Linked DNA regions of Mus musculus: region 2 is linked to region 1. The links are chromatin loops, found by intact Hi-C in ENCODE. Cell type or tissue: left cerebral cortex. All regions are shown on one strand.

Region 1 (2,500 bases):
GACAGAGACAGAGAGATGACAGATTAAAATTCTCAACCCTTCCACACACCCACTTTTTTTTTTAATTTTTTTATTACATATTTTCCTCAATTACATTTCCAATGCTATCCCAAAAGTCCCCCATACTCTCCCCCCCCCCACTTCCCTACCCACCCATTCCCATTTTTTGGCCCTGGCGTCCCCCTGTACTGGGGCATATAAAGTTTGCGTGTCCACACACCCACTTTTGAGAGTGTAGTTTGTGTGTGTGGTGACCTTGAGCACCTCTGCCAGGAGAGCAGCCTTGTTTTGTGCCCCTCCCTCTAGCTCCACTCAGAGTTCCAGCATGTCCATGGAGGGTCACTGCTGTTTGGAGTGTTTGAAACAGCTGTTTTATTGTCTTAATCCTTCATTCGTATTTTCGTAAGTCTTCTATAGACTTACTGTATTATCTGTGGGAGCTAAACTTTGCTGTGGAGAAGTTTGGAATCAGCCTGATTTTTAATCTATTATAAGTGTGTCAATGTTTTTTTCTTTTCTTTCTTTTTTCTTTTTTTGCCTTTCTGCCTCACCTTTTGTGAGATTGTGTTTGGTATTTATTGCCTAAAATGGGCCAAGGTTTCCGGGATGTATGCCCCTTCAACGCATAGATTTGTTTTCTTTGAAGCGAATTTCATCAACTTGTATCCTTAATTAATCACTGCATTAGTACCAGGTTTTCTTCCATACGGAATTCAAATAAGCATATGGGAGCCGGGCCCTCATTACCTTTCTGCCTAGTTCATTTCCTTTGCTGTCTTCTTCACTCCCCTCGGTGCAGCAGGCAGTGCTCTCACAGTCCTCCCCTGCTAGTGAACCCAGCGCTTGCCTGGGTTTCAGTTCCTTGTTATTTTTCTTTCGCTTTCCCCCTGAGTTCTCTCAGCTCACTTTTCATTCCTTTTAACACATTTTCATCTCCTGAATTCCTGCATCGCATCTCTTCGAATTTACTCTAAAAAGTAAAAATAAGGACACGGGAACCAACGACATTCCTCCTGGTTAAATTGTAGCTGCATGGTGAAGGCTTCGTTCGGAGATACTCCTTTTTCCTCTAAGACAGTAGTGTCTCTGTGGTGACTCCTTGTCTGGTTTGTACTTTTGCGTTTGTGTGGCTTTCTGGAAAGCTGTCTATCATGGAGAAGGCAGGTGTCTCCCTGGCCAGCTAGTGTGCTCAGAGATCTGTTCTCCACTACGAACATGAGGCTTCCAAGCATAAGCTGTGCCTGTGGCTCTGGCTGTCCTGAAGCCCTGAGCCTGTCCAGCTCCTGACATGGCACTTCACACTGTCATCTCTTCACTTCCTTTGTAACTTTCTCTCTCCACATGTGTCCCTGCAAACAAGAAGCAGAGTCCTGCTGAGGAGTCACAGAACCTGGGCAACAGGATCTAGTTTTTGCTTTTGAGCTCCTCCACACAGCATAAGTGCAAATCCATTTCCTGGGGTAGGCTCTGCAAAGACCCCCGAGGGTGCATTCTAGTTAAACCATACAAATACAATACAAAAACTTTTATTTTCTTCTTGCTATGTTAATTTACAAGGGTGTCTAAGGTGGTGGAGGAAGTACAGAGTCTCTAGACACATGATCCCAGCATAGGTCTGTTTTCCTGATCATTTCTTAAGACCTTTGTTTTCTATTGGTACTGTATTTCCCCCTTAATTCACTTACTGTTCAGACCTGTGTGTAATGCTTTTGGACCATATTTGCCTTGCATCACTCCTTCCTTTCAATTTCTCCCCTATCTCCCACTTCCTGTCTCTTCCAACTTCTTGAGAGCTCTCCCACACACACCCATCAACTTAGTGTTGCTTGAATGTGTGTGGTTGGAGGAGAGAGGCTCCTACATGGAGCCTCTCAGGGCCTGCATGCCTTAAGGAAACCCTCTCCCACTCCAGCAGTCATCAATTGCCAATAGCTCCTGAAGTGGGATATGACCCTCCCCGACCCCCCATCAATGCTAGGATTTTCTCAGCTCTTTGTGTGTGTTTCGTTCTTGCAGTCACAGCTGCTGTGAGTTCAAGTGTGTAATTACACTGGCTTGCATAGCAAATATGTCTCTGCTAGAGACATATACTACCACTGCCTATTTTTAATCTTTGAACTGCCTCTTCTTCTATGATTTTAGAACTTCTGTGGGAGAGAGTATTTTAGAGATGACCCATTTAGAGCTGAACACTCCAGGACCTCTGATAGCCATCATGTTGACCTTCTGGTGTGGGAGTCTGTATAATCGCAGTCTACTGTAAACCCAAGTTTCTCTGATAGGGTTTGAGAGATATCCACCAGTGCAATGGTGGCATGAATGTTAGAGGAATGGCCAAACACTTCTTGATTTGATCTAAAGCCGGCTCTATGAGAAAGAACCCATGTCAAAGCATCCATGGCTGGTTGGTACATAGGCCCTAGTGGAGAACCTCATACTACCATTCTATTAAACAGGCATGGTTAAGCAATAGCATTTATCGTTCATAAAAGTTGGAAAT
Region 2 (2,500 bases), 410 kb before region 1:
TTTTCTAGAGAAAATGGTGCTTAATTTCTTGGAGGTGTTTTGTTGACAAGAAAATGGAAAGCACGTGTTCCTGCTCTCCTCATTGTACTTCCGAGTAATGAAAGTATTTAAGAAGGTACAATTATGATCTTGGCAAGCACCTGGGGCTCTTGGAACTGTTTTTTTTCACACTGAATAAACACTGCAGATAATCTGTTTATGTTACAGTGTGCTGAAAAGCTATCTACAACAAAAGGCCACAACCGTTTTTTTTTTCTTTCCGTTTCCTAAAGGGAAAAATATATTGCACTAATAATTTGCAGAGAATAATTTCATTGTCTCCATTCTCATTCTATTAGACAGAGGCAAGTTTATTGGGGGGGGGGGGGCGCCTGTTTTTGGCTACTTTAATTGAATAGTCCCCTCATTTTTATAGATCCCAGAATTCTCCTTAGCAATAAACCCAGGTGATTCAGGCTCAGTCACTAACCCCTCAAATTAACTGTAACCTTCCTACAAATAATGAAATCCCAATATTCATTCCTTCCTTAACTTGACTGATTTGAGTAAATTGGTATGCAAATCAGAAAGGACATAATTCATTTAATTTTCAGGACAAAAATTAAGTAAATATGTTAGCAAGCTACCGAGTTTGGGGCACACTAACCAGGAAAAAAAAACAAAAAACTTTAAGTTATACCAATGAGGCAGAGAACTATCTGCCTTATGTAATAAGATGCATTGCAAAATCTGGAAACAATAACAAAGGTAAAGCAATAATAATAACAAGTAATGGCAAACCCACGTGTTTTATAATTCTCTGAGAAAGAGAAGGCACAGCAGATAGAATTGAGAGAACCTCACCTGAATCCTTAAATCCATACCCCCAAGAAATACAGAGAGATCACATCACTCTAAAACCTTATAGGTTAGTGTCCTATCACTCCACACTAACTACCAGGGTCAAACGTGGTCATCTCTGAGTCAGAAAAACCACACGGCATATTTATGGCCCACATGCAGTTGGGATCTGATAAAACCATGAGCTAAATGGGGGAGACACTGCAGCTTATGTCAACCTAATACCTAATACTTTGACCCTTTACTACAAGGTCTTTCTGAAAGGGCACAGAGGACTTCCATGAGAAATGGAATTTGTTTCATAGGCCTCCAACTTCTTTCTCTGTCTTTATCAAAGACTTTGAAGGACAAACTCTTAGTTATCAATGAGCAAACATCAAAAGCTTCAAAGTTTGTCTCCATTGCTCTTAGGAATCATGAGGGGAGCTGCAGCTTACAGTTTACAAAACCATCAAGTAGTAACTGTATATAGAATTGACAACTTGGTATTCTAGTTCATTTTTTCCCTAATCTAACTGGAATTTTGAGTAACCAGTAAATGATTACACATTTCTGCACAATGGTGCCCCTCCTCCAACCAGATACCTCCTTTATTCAATGCTGGGAGCCATTAGCTAATGGGGTCCCTAAGTCTCTAACCACTAGGGGGCAAAATCAACCCAACAGTTCAGTAATGCATCCCAGCTGAGCCACCCCATTTCCTCGAGCCCCATCCCTGGAAGTCTCTTTGCAGCAATGTTTTGAATTAAGAAATTGCACTAACATTCACAGTTTCTCTCAGCTCTGTGGGTTTGCCTCCCAAAAACTAAAGGAATTCATAGTAGCCTCCAGAAGAGCCCATAGTCTGTTTCTCTGACTGTTGTGAACAGAGAAACCCATCATGAAAGATGATAGTCTCGTTCTACCCCTCAACCTAACATTTACTGTATCCCTAGCCATTATCAAACCAGACAGAGGCAAAGGACATGAGCCTACCTCCAGGTCTCACGGGGTCTGTGAGTAGGGCAGTCTAATGTCTCTGTCTTCCATAGCTTAAAAACCACATGCCAGAAGAAGAGCCTTGAAGGGAATGTGGAGACAGAGAGTGCTCAACAGGCCACTGCTATACCTGGTACACTGTTGCATAAGAAGGATAAGGAAGATGAAGGATTCTGTTCTGAACATTTCTTTGAGAACATTTGTGAGTTATGGAGAGAAGAATTTATGAAATGATCTTGCATAAGAGAAATGAAGTAAAAAAGGTGACTTTCCAAAGACCATCCCTTCAATTAATTCATACAAATTTTCATTAGAAAGTCACTGAGTCCACTTAACTACTCTCTTGTAACTGCAAACCCCATGTGAGGGCAAGACTCAGTTGTCTTCATATTTGGTGTAGTTTATTGTACTGGAATTAGGAAGTAAAACACTTACCTTTTCTTAATCAGTACCAAATCTGGATCTACTCTGGAGATAAATGTTATCTTTTTATAAAAGATGGATGTGGTACACTTAGTCACTTTGTGCTTGTTTTAGTCTCACAATGGGGACATAATGTGATATGAGGAGTCTCTGACTCTTCTTTTCAATGACATTTGACAGTTTTTTTCTTGGCATTGGGACTTTTGGAGCAAGGTTTCCATATTGCATTGCAGATTATATTTATTTGCTTCTATTAAGA

The links. A loop is a pair of places that touch in the nucleus more often than their neighbours do. Peaks named below come from ENCODE experiments on the same cell type or tissue, not always from the same donor. Only the 100,000 strongest peaks of a DNase experiment are listed, where the experiment ranks them.
Region 2: a loop joins it to region 1, with 2.0 times the contacts of the local background. A loop is called at or near these places in 2 of 42 quality-filtered maps.

The regions. Positions count from the first base shown.
Region 1 is chr11:25,848,185-25,850,684 of GRCm38, forward strand. All of the region lies in intron 2 of 5730522E02Rik (RIKEN cDNA 5730522E02 gene), which reads right to left. Among named protein-coding and RNA genes, the nearest start is that of Gm51856, 66 kb to the left of the region's middle. In left cerebral cortex, no CTCF peak of the experiment used is centred here; DNase peaks (open chromatin) are centred at 967, 1,443 and 1,841; H3K27ac peaks cover 1,801 bases.
Region 2 is chr11:25,434,356-25,436,855 of GRCm38, forward strand. No RefSeq gene overlaps it. Among named protein-coding and RNA genes, the nearest start is that of 4933427E13Rik, 110 kb to the left of the region's middle. In left cerebral cortex, a CTCF peak has its summit at 1,476 (motif pointing right); a DNase peak (open chromatin) is centred at 1,498.